Linked DNA regions of Homo sapiens: regions 2 and 3 are each linked to region 1. A link is a contact called in ENCODE Hi-C or POLR2A ChIA-PET data. All regions are on one chromosome and are shown on one strand. The core of a region is the stretch at or near the end of the contact, and the rest is flanking DNA. Distances in the headings are between cores, read along the strand shown.

Region 1 (3,722 bases), core at 379-2,878:
TGTTGGCTGGGCTGGTCTCGAACTCCTGACCTCAAGTGATCTGTCCTGTTGGCTGGGCTGGTCTGGAACTCCTGACCTCAAGTGATCTGTCCTGTCCTCCCAAAGTGTTGGGATTACAGGCAAAAGCCACTGTGCCCGGCCAGAGAACAACTTTAGAATGAAGGAAATATGCAAAAGGACATCACATCAAGGATCTATTAATTACCATCTATTAATTACTATATGTGGGTAATTATGACTATTTCCCAAGCATTCTACGTTGACTGCTTGAGAGGATGTTTGTCCTGCATGGTGGAGAGTGGAGAAGGACCAGGATTCTTAGGTTAATCTATCTGTGGGTTATGACTTCCCACAATAGCCACCCCCGGCCCCCACCAGCCCTTTTATTGGCTCTGGATGGAAAATCCCTACCCATGTGATGGTCCCTGGTCTCTCCTATAGTTTGACCAACAGTTGACCCAAAAGGTTGTGGTCTTCAGCGTTTTAATCATATCCACGACTAGATACTGGGGTCTGTGTTCTTCAAAGTGTGGGGCTGCCTATTCTCCCAGGAACCAAATGGCCTCTGTCTTAAGAAACTATGCTTACTAGGAAATACCCTGCCTACCTTAGGAATAAATGCAACTTAAGGAAAAAATAAGAGAGCTGAAAAAGTTGGTGCCATTTGACAAAAAAAGGGAAGGCATGAGATTTAACTCGTGCTCAAAGCTTCTCCAATACAAAATATTTGGTCATGTATTCATAATTTGCTTGACATTTCCAGCAAAGCGAAGATGGCAATAACAAAAGGAACTTCTTACAAGAGAAGAGAAAGACCCACGGAGCTCCGGAGTTTCTGTTGGAACAAGACTCTTCTGTTTTGCTTATATACAGTTAAGCTCGTTTAGTGTCTGATCCAGTGTCTGATGTAAGCCCACGTTCTCTTCTTTGGCCTGGGCAAGTTTCTCTTCCAGGTCATCAATTGTCTTTTCCAGTTTTGCAACCGTTCTCTCTGCAAATTCAGCACGGGTCTCAGCCTCTTTCAGTTTGTCACACAGAAGTTTAATTTCTTCTTCACATTTGTCCTCCTTTTCAGAATACTTTTCAGACGCAGCCTCCAGAGATTTCAGATTGTTAGTAACATTCTTGAGTTCTTCTTCAAGGTCACCACATTTTAGTTCAGACACCTCCACACGCTCCTCTGCCCTCTCCAGCTCACCCTCCAGGAAGACCAGCTTACGAGCTACCTCCCAGTATTTGCGGTCAGCCTCTTCCGCAATGTGCTTGGCCTCTTTGAGCTGCAGCTCCTGAATTTCCATCTTCTCCTCATCCTTCATGGCCCGGTTTTCTATCACCTTCATTCCTCTCTCACTCTCATCTGCAGCTTTTTCTGCCTCCTCCAGCTTCTGCGGGGCCGTGGCCAGTCTTTCCTGAGCCCTGTCCAACTTCTCCTCAACGAGCTGGATGCGTCGGTTGAGGGCGGCCACATCACCTTTAGCTTTCTCGCGCCGCTCACACTCACCGCCCAGCTCCCGCTGCAGGCCCTGCGCGGTCTTACGCCTCGTCCGCCTGCTGCTGCAGGGCCTAGATCTGGCGTTTCACTGCCTCCAGGTAGCTGAGGCCGGCCATGGCGCGGAGGCAGCGGCGGCGCGGAGGCAGCGGCGGCGCGGAGGCAGCGGCGGCGCGGAGGCAGCGGCGGCGCGGAGGCAGCGGCGGACGCTCGGCTGGGCTCGGCTGGGCTCCGGCGAGAGCTGCACTGCCGCGCCCTGGCCCCCCAAGCCTTTGCCTGCGCGGGGGCCGCCCCCGCCTCTCCCCGCCCCCCGGGCCGGCTGCCGTCGGGGCGATGAGGTCGCCCGGCCGGACCGCCGACGTCAGCACCGCTGGCGGCTATCATTTTCTTAGGACGTGGTCTGACTTTCCTTTTTAACTCCAGCTTCCATTACGATTGGCATCATTTTATTTCTAGCACCCTGGAAGCTGTATCCACAACAATGAGACCTAGATATAAGTCCTCTAGACACCCCACGTTCTCCCAGTAAGTTCTGCTTTGCAGTTGGAGGGTATTTATGGTCAAGGCCAAATGGCAGACCAGCAAATGATCTCATTCTTCCTGGACCACCTTTGCCCACAGAAAAGCATTTTGTGATCCAGATGAGATCTATCTCTCCATATACAAAAAAAAAAAAAGGTTTTGTCCACATATATAAAATGGTCATAGTGACTCCTTAACCATAAAGTAACATATATAAGACACAAATTATCAAACCCTGATTACAGCTGAGTTATCACTAGGCGCATCAGGCGCAGCGCCTAAAACTCATGATAGCTTTAGAAATCAATAAAAACATTTTAATTTTAATTTCTTTTAAAATTGGAAGAAAAAATAAATATAATAATATGAATATGATAATAAAAGCCACCTGGATTTTATATATATACATATATATATATTTTTTTTTTTTTTTTTTGAGGTGGAGTCTTGCTCTTTCCAACAGGCTGGAGTGCAGTGGCGCGATCTCAGCTCACTGCAAGCTCCGCCTCCTGGGTTCATGCCATTCTCCTGCCTCAGCCTCCCAAGTAGCTGGGACTACAGGCGCCCACCACCACGCCCAGCTAATTTTTTGTATTTTTAGTAGAGACAGGGTTTCACCGTGTTAGCCAGGATGGTCTCCATCTCCTGACCTTGTGATCGGCCTGCCTCGGCCTCCCAAAGTGCTGGGATTGCATGCCTGAGCCACTGCGCCCGGCTGGATTATATTCATTTTATACTGGTATAGTCATAAAATATAATTTTAAATTTTTTTGGAAGGAAGAAAGTGGACCATGAAGGTAAAAATGCCTAGGGCATGTGAAAGTCATAATACAACCCTGGCTATAATCAGAGAGGGTCATTCTCTCAAAGTCTTCCACAACCTGGCCTCACCCCACATGTATAGCCTATGTCTAATTTTCCTCTGGTTGGGCCTTCTTGCTAATCTAGCTGGTTCTTCTCCAACTATTATTTGGGGGAGAGACCCAAGTCAAGCTTTCTTTTGTTAATGTGTCTTTATTCATTTCTTTTTCACATTTGGAAAGCTTTCTACCTTACTAACACAAACTCTACCCATTTTAATCCCATCTTCTTTCATAAGGCCTTCCCTAACTACAGCCGCCTACATGGATCCCTCTATTTTCTAACATTACAGTGCTTTTAATTTATTGTACCTGCCAGAATACAGGCAAACACAGGTGAGAAGCAATCGCCCATTTCTCTATGAGAAATCACCTCCACCAAAAGAAAAAGAGATTTGGCCAATTTAACATTATAAACTTTTAGTCATGTTGACGAAATAGGCAAATGTCTATTTCAATTTAAATTAACTCGAATGTATTAATTTAAATGCACAAAGGTTTTTAAAATAGCAATTGATAAAAAATCATGTCTTGATTTAGAAATACTGCTTTTTATTCTTATATCACATTCCGTGAGACAGTTTAAACAAAACTCCTAGGTGCAACTTAATTTCTTAGTCATCACTAAGGCCACATTTTGAGTCATCAAATGCAGTGTTCAGATGGTATCATCTTCACTTCCAGCTAAGTTCTTTACTTCCAGATAAGTAAGATTTCCTTTTCGAAATCCTGTATTGAGCTATTGCTAGAAAATTTATCCCAAACTATAAGTAGCTATTCACATATTAGGACTATTTGCTTATATTTATGATTTCCTCAATATAATTACTGAATTGCCTTTTTAAAAAATC
Region 2 (3,722 bases), core at 761-3,260, 110 kb after region 1:
TAACAGGGTCTCACCATGTTGACCAGGCTGGTCTCAAACTCCTGACTTCAGATGATCCTCCCACCTCGGCCTCCCAAAGTGCTGGGATTACAGGCGTGAGCCATTGCGCCCAGCCAGGTTTTCAAAGAATTCAGCCTGGCTGTATATGGGCCTTCCCCAGTTCACAGTCAACATGATGTTCTCTTTGGAAGTGCAAATGAATAACCCAGGGAGGTAGGTCTGAGAGCTTTCTGTGGGCAGTTCACTTTTACTTTCTTACAACTACTTCATTGGCAGCCAGACAGATGAGGAATGAGGGACATCTTTCCTTGCATGGCCTCAGGTTTTCATGCTGCACAGGCTGCATTGTGCCTCCGACACAATCATGTGTTCTTCGTTAGCTGAGATGCTCAAAACAAACTAGAGGTCAAACTTTAACTTGATTTGAAGACAAAGTGCAACTTATTCAGATGCTATATGGGGAAGATAACCAGATTTGCTTATTTGGGGTCTGCTGTTTGTCATATAGGTTCCTAGATCTTCACTCAGTTTAATTGTTAAGACACCATTCCCAAAGGAGACATCATAGTGCTCAAATTGGTAAGCCTCATCTGCAAGGTCTTCCAAAAAAATTCTGCTTAGGAGTCCAGCATTTCCTCTGCTGGTATTTGATAGGTCATCTCATTTAGAGAGCCTAGGTCACCCAAAGTTCCCGATTTCCTCAAATTTGTCAAATAGACACTGTGCTTTTTAACTTTCAGAATCTGATTGAGAGAGTGGAGGTACAAGCTGGCACGGCAGGATCCGCAAGCTGTGGCCAATCCGAAGCCCAGCATTGGAGGATGCATAGCAGGGCAAACCCTGTAGGCCACGGGGCCAGGACAAGGGCCTGGGACAAGCTTGGAGGCATCGACCAGGGTGTCCACCTAAATGGCATTTTTGATCATTCTGTTGACTCCATTAACAGAGTCACTGATAGAGTTATGAGGGGCTTAATGAATATAGTATATAGTGAATATAGTGTAATAAACGTGTAGATTGTGGCTGGGCATGGTGGCTCATGGCTGTAATCCCAGCACTTTTGAAGGCCAACACAGGAGGATTACTTGAGGCCAGGAGTTGGAGGCTAGAGTGAGCCATGATCCCACCACTGTACTCCAGCCTGGGTGACAGAGCTAAACTGTCTCTTAAAAAAAAAAATAAAAATGTAGATGCTAATTGCTATCCATTTTCAGCAATGAGAATCCCTTGAATGTTTACAAGGTACCAGGTCAAATTTTGAGACTTGCCATCTGGTAGTGTTCCTTGGATTGCTTGAACTCATACTGGTAAAGGCATATCAGTCATTATCAGTTGTTATTCCATCTTTGTTTGAGAACTAAGTTTGGATTAAGTAACCTTTTGAAAAACCTAGATTTGTTCTGCTTTTTTATTTTGTCCATGGAAAATCATTTCAGTTGTTTTTAGGCCTGGCTTTCTTCTGGGCTTGGCATTTCAGATTTGCTTCTAATCTGTGAATAACTAACCAAATTAATGGGCTGCTTTGAGCATCATTTTTAACTGGAGAGACGGAAATTCCATCATGCTTCAGATCATAAGTCTTGTTGCCAAAAAGTTTCCCCAAGTGACAGCAGTTACGTATTTGAGATTTATTGGCAAGTTTGGGTGTCCCAGAGTGATATGAGTAGGAAAATGAACACTTTAAGGCAAATCCTGAACTGATTCAGAGAGACTGCTCCAATCTTTTGAGGTTACTTGTCCTTATAGGAAGTGTGTGTGTGTGTGTGTGTGTGTGTGTGTGTGTGTGTGTGCTGTCTTCTGGAATTAGGGAAAATATAGCCATTGGTGTATTAGGTTCAATACTGAATAGAAGTTCCTCCCTCTGGTCACAAAAAGAAATGGCCAACATTGCAGTTTTCAGTTCAGTTAAACTCATAAACAAATTTCAAAATCTTTCATCTGAGATATTTTTATGAGTAGGCACAGGGTTTCTGAATGCATCATACAATTGGATCGAAGCCTAGAAAGTCACTCCGGTGTGTTTGAACAAACTAGCCCACGAGTACCATATTTTTTATATTGGAACATTCCTTTGCCTTTTTAAAGTGACCCAGCATCTATCTTATCCGTTTTTCACATTCTGGAGTAGTTGAAGTAGATTTGTCACAAAGTCTTTTCAAAAACTTTACTTTTGTCCTTTTGCAAGGCTAGAAAGCAATAAATCAAGAGGATAAATCTTGGATCTGCAACTCAAACTGGATAAAAAACTTTTGTAGCTTATAGAATTCTCTTTCTCTCACATACACAAACAGACACATATGCACAGTGGGTCAATTATGAGTGTTATTATTTATGGAGTTAACATTGTCAAATGGGCATATTGCATTATACTTATGATGCAGGTAATATATGCATACATACATATCTTGTCTGCTTTAGTTAATCATATAGTGAGATGAACTATGTTGCTATGAGAAGACAGAATTAGGTAAAATACAGTTAATCTGATGATTTCAAATGTTTTCAGAATGACTACAATTATTCAGTCATTAAACATTTGGATATTTCCTAGATGTCCCAGACTCTGTTCTAGGATCTGGGAATATAAAGTTTTTTTTTTGTTTTGTTTTTTTAAAGCTATGTCCCAGCTGGGCACAGTGGCTCATACCTGTAATCCCAGCACTTTGGGAGGTGAGTAGATCACCTGAGGTCAAGAGTTCGACCTGGCCATCATGGTGAAACCGTGTCTCTACTAAAAATGCAAAAATTAGCTGGGGGTGGTGGTGGGCACCTGTAATCCCAGCTACTTGGGAGGCTGAGGCAGGAGAATTGCTTGAACCCGGGAGACAGAGGTTGCAGTGAGCCAAGATTCCGCCACTGCACTCCAGCCCGGGTGACAGAAAGAGACTCCATTCAAAAAAAAAAAAAAAAAAAAGCTATAGGAGACAGTGCATATAAATTATGATTAATGAGACAAATGCTATAAGAAATTTTTGAGCAAAGGGAGTAAAGAGTTAAGCTAGCTAACGTGCATGGGAAAGTTTTCAGAGAAGGAAATCATTTCATTTGAAACTTGAAGTGTTAGTAGAACAAGCCTGGTTTAGAAAGCGGTCAAGTGCATTCCTGGAAGAGGTGCTATAGCACATCAGTAGGATTCAACCAGATCTGATTTCCTTTTTTTTTTTCTTTTGAGACGGAGTTTTGCTCTTGTTGCCCAGGCTGGAGTGCAATGGCACGATCTCGGCTCACTGCAACCTCTGCCTCCCGGGTTCAAGTGATTCTCCTGCTTCAGCCTCCCGAGTAGCTGGGATTACAGACATGCACCACCACACCAGGCTATTTTTGTATTTTCAGTAGACGTGGGATTTCTCCATGTTGGTCAAGCTGGTCTCGAACTCTCGACCTCAGGTGATCCGCCCGCCTCAGCTTCCCAAAGTGCCGGGGTTATAGGCATGAGCCACTGCGCCTGGCCCAGATCTGATTTCTAAGGTGAGCAAAATATAAATTAATTGAATTTTATGAGCTGAGTATTTGTATTTATTGAGCCAATCTTGGAGTCAGACTCCTCTCTCTCTCACATATAACATACCCAAGCTTTTGGCAAATCTATCAACTCTGTGTTCAAAACATATCCCAAATCCAACCATTTCTCCCCATCTTCATGGCTACTAGCCTGGTTCAAGTCACCATCAATTCTCACCTGACTACTACAGAAACATCCTAATTGGTTGTGTTGGTTCTCC
Region 3 (3,722 bases), core at 442-2,941, 80 kb before region 1:
TTCCCCACACCCCCAACAGCCCCCTTACATCTGCATCCAACCACCGAATATTGGGAGATGCGATGGAATTTCGAAAACAGTGCTCTCCTATTTCTGCCCTCTAGAAAGCCCCAAAGTGCTAATCACTGCCGGGATATAGCAGATTCTGGCCCTAGTCTATTTCGGGTCCTGTATGTTTTTGCATCGTACAGTAAAAAAGAACCTGGTACTTGTGAAAAGTCCCTCACAGTGTTTAATAGAAACGTAAGTGGCTGAGTGGCCCCAATTAACACCTTATGATAAGGCATTCCTAAGATGGAGTGTCAGACACCAAATTGTGAAGAGATGTATCTAATTAATCCTCCTAGGATGACACCGATAAACAAGCCTCTATTTAAATAAAGATCAAGGGCTCGGCGCCCGGTTTGTTTACATTCTCCGCCAGGGTCTCCTAGTATGCACCGGTGCAGGCGGTGTTCCCTGCCCAGGGAGGAGATACTGGCTCGGGGGTCTGCTGGCTCGTCCTGGTTCACATCTCCGTTCTTGCCCCAAATAAACAAAAAACCACAATAAAATCAATAAATTGCAATGAAACAGGAAAAAGCAGTGCAAAGAGGACCTGACTCGGAGTTGGAAATACTGTTATTTGCCGTTTTCCACTGGTGTTCTTTCCATCACCAAACACTTTTTGGTTGTTGGTTTGCGAGGGAAAAAAGGAAGAAGGGGGGAAAGCAGCCCACATGTAGCCTCTAGAATTCTTTTCTGCTCTGGAGAGAATTCGGAGCAGGACCTTCCTCCGGTCCCCACCCCGCCCCGGCACGAGTTCGCTCTGGGTGGTTCCAGAATTCCTCCTCCTGGGTGTAGAAGCTGGGAATTGTCGGGATGTAGAGTAGCTATCCTGGGGGTGGAGTGGGGAGCCGCAGACGTCTGGAAGGGAAACTGGGAAAGGTGGGAAGAGTCAGAAAGAACTTGAGGAGGAGGGGAAGCAGCAGATTAGCGCGCCATATTTTCAGCCCATGTTTGGGCCGGATTTGGAGCCGGTTTCAAGTCTGCAGCAACGTATCTTCCAAACCTTCAATGGAGAGTTTCGAGGCTCCAAATCTGTTTTTGGTCCCGGTTTCCCTTTTTACAGCCGTCTTTGATTCGCTTTAAACCTAGGTGAAAGCAGACTCACGGTCTTCCCTCTCCTCTGCAGTCTCTTCTTTCCGAATTAAACCTGCGTAGGGGGAGGAATGTAATTTTTTAAATCTCTGCGGGTGTCATGGAAACGCTCTGGAATAAAAACTTCCCCGCATTCCCTTTGATTTTTATGGACATTCAGCTAACAGTAGGAACAAAAATTAAGATCTTTCCTTTCCCATTCGCCTGGACACTTATCTTTCCGGCTCGCGCCGCCGTGTCCTCTACCCGGCTACACAGCGACTCCAAAAGTTTAGCTTTCACCCCGCGGAGATTTCGACAGCTCTGGGAGGCTCTTTTTAAAAGGGAATTTGGAGAAATCTGTTGCTGAGCACGATTGAGTCCCACTCTATAAAATACCCATCACCCCGCCGTCATTCCTCAAGTTTACGCTTTCAAATATGCGAACCCCAAGGTCCAGCCCGGGAGTAAGCCAATCCCAGGACCCGGTCCACCGGCGCGTGTCTTGAAAAGAATGTCGGAGGTCAGATTCTCTCCTACCGCTTAGAGGCCTCGGCTCAGCGCACACATTTGGGGTTCGCAGGGCTTCCGCGCGCCGGAACCCGACCTGCGCTGGATTTTCTTCCGGGCGCAGGAGCTAAGCGATATCTTGGACAGTCTGAAGTTACAGGCACCTTTTTCTTCTCCCCCCTCTCCCCCAACAAGACGATGGGACTCCAGCCTTGCTGGTCATCGAATTTCTCCTTATTACGACTTAAATGAAAAGTAAAACACGAGACGTGGGCGAGTGCGCACACACACATCCACCCCCTTCTTCAACTCTGGGAGTCCTCTGTGTGTCGCCGAGGGCACGTATGGAGTTCGCCAAGGGAAGGATTCAGCTGCCCAAATGCTAACCAGGCCCTCAGCAATGGTCCCTAAAGTGCCCCCGCGTCACATGGATCTCTGACCGCCGCCGAAGCAATGCATTATTTCAGGCAGCATTCCCCTCCCACCAAATACACATTAAGAGACACGAGTTTAATTTTCCCCTGCCTCCTTGAAAAGCTCCGAACCCCTTCCTATAAGCCCTTGTGGGGACAGCAGGGCTTGCACAATGACTTTTGTAACTTTAAGTTCTACCCAGGTTTCCCCACACAGTTGGAGTGGAGGAGGACCCCACGCCTCACCCTTGGCCTCCAGGTCCCGCAGCAGAGTTTCCGCGCGGGTCTGCAGGCTCCTCTCTCTTCTGGGCCGCGGGCAGCCTTCGCCATCTGGTGGCCATGGAGAGTAAGGATCTCCCCAGCCGAAGAGAGCTCCTCCACTCTTAAAGCTGCTGCTTTGTCAGGTCCTGAACAGTTCCGTCAAAAAAAAAAAAAAAAAAAAAAAGAAAGAAAAAAAAGGACCCAGTGGCGCGATCTCACTGCAACCTCCGTCTCCCGGGTTCAAGTGATTCTCCTACCTCAGCCTCCCGAGTAGCTGGGACTACAGGCGTGCGCCACCACACCTGGCTGATTTTTGTATTTTTGGTAGAGGCTGGGTTTCACCATGTTGGCCAGGCTGGTCTCCAACTCCTGACCTCAGGTGATCCACCAGTCTCGGCTTCCCAAAGTGCTGGGATTACAGGTGTGAGCCGCTGAGCCCCACACTCCTACGCTTCTTTAAAAGTTTTTTAGTGTAGGGGAAGGAGCCTGGAATTTGGAGTTCTGTGACTTAAGTTCTAGTCCGCCGCCCCTTACAGCGGCATTGTCTTTAGCTTCACTGAACTTCATTTCCTCATCTGTGAAGTGGGGATTCCAACAGCACCTATCCCGGCAAAGAGTACTGAGAAGGAAGAAATGAGATTATAAATTTAACTGTTTTGTAAACTGTTGAGTAGTTCCGAATATTAGTAGGTATCACTAATTACTAATTTTATAACATGTATGATAGTAAACTTAGATGCATTAGCAAAGGAAAGTTTTTATTAATTCAGAAATAATTACAAATATTATGCAGTTTGAAAAAGTAGAGAGCAATGGACCCCCATGTGTCCACTACCAGCTACAATAACCATCAATCCATGGCCTCTCTTATTTCTTCCTGTAATCCCCACTCCACTCTTTCTGCCACGAATCCCGAAATTCCTGTCCTCTAATCCACAATTATTTCCGTACACAGCCCTTAAAGAAAAGGACTCTTTTAAAAAAAAAAAATATATATATATATATATATATATATATATATAACTGTCATGCTATTATCTCATCTAAAAAATCAACAATCATTTCTGAATATCGGGAAATATCCAGGTACGTTTTTCTGGTTGTCTCATAAAGTTGTTCTTGTTATTCTTTTTGTTTGCTTGTTCCTTACAGTTGTTTGTTTTAATCAGGATCCAAACAGGTCCCACACATGTGATTGATGTATCACTTAATTCTCTCAGTCTAGAACTCTCCCCTCTCAACTTTTCTCTTTTATTTTTCCTTGCAATTTATTGAAGAAATTGGGGCATTTGTTCTGTCTAGTTTTCCAGGTTCTGGTTTTGCTGATTGCAGTTCAGTAGTGTTAACATAGTCCTCTGATTCTTGTTTTTCCAACAAAGTGGTGTTTTATTGATCTGATCTAGATTCCACTTTTTTTTA

What was found. A loop is a pair of places that touch in the nucleus more often than their neighbours do. ChIA-PET counts read pairs that join two places held with the same protein, here RNA polymerase II (POLR2A). Pooled maps may share reads with other maps.
Region 2: a loop to region 1 is called in a map of endothelial cell of umbilical vein, with 9 times the contacts of the local background. The contact joins two enhancer-like sites. A Hi-C loop is called at or near these places in 9 of 168 maps with a recorded cell type or tissue (PC-3, Panc1, aorta and 6 more) and 19 of 50 pooled maps. POLR2A ChIA-PET finds 5 or more read pairs at or near these places in 12 of 52 experiments (A549, AG04450, CD4-positive, alpha-beta memory T cell and 8 more).
Region 3: a loop to region 1 is called in a pooled map, with 2.8 times the contacts of the local background. The contact joins the promoter of LINC02084 here to the enhancer-like site in region 1. A Hi-C loop is called at or near these places in 5 of 50 pooled maps. POLR2A ChIA-PET finds 5 or more read pairs at or near these places in 3 of 52 experiments (AG04449, CD8-positive, alpha-beta memory T cell and GM12878).

Annotation. Positions count from the first base shown.
Region 1 is chr3:27,630,862-27,634,583 of GRCh38, reverse strand. It overlaps the pseudogene TPM4P2. Among named protein-coding and RNA genes, the nearest start is that of LINC02084, 80 kb to the left of the region's middle. Within about 2 kb of position 1,628, at least 17 of the 41 ENCODE cell types and tissues checked have a DNase peak (open chromatin) inside an H3K27ac peak, as active enhancers do.
Region 2 is chr3:27,522,124-27,525,845 of GRCh38, reverse strand. No RefSeq gene overlaps it. Among named protein-coding and RNA genes, the nearest start is that of SLC4A7, 40 kb to the right of the region's middle. RefSeq lists an enhancer at 1-566. Within about 2 kb of position 2,010, at least 5 of the 41 ENCODE cell types and tissues checked have a DNase peak (open chromatin) inside an H3K27ac peak, as active enhancers do.
Region 3 is chr3:27,710,888-27,714,609 of GRCh38, reverse strand. It overlaps LINC02084 (long intergenic non-protein coding RNA 2084), which reads right to left and starts at 1,691. Exons shown (of 2, transcript XR_007095851.1): 1 at 1,568-1,691; 2 at 210-1,453. It also overlaps the pseudogene KIAA1143P2. RefSeq lists enhancers at 1-521, 1,193-1,878.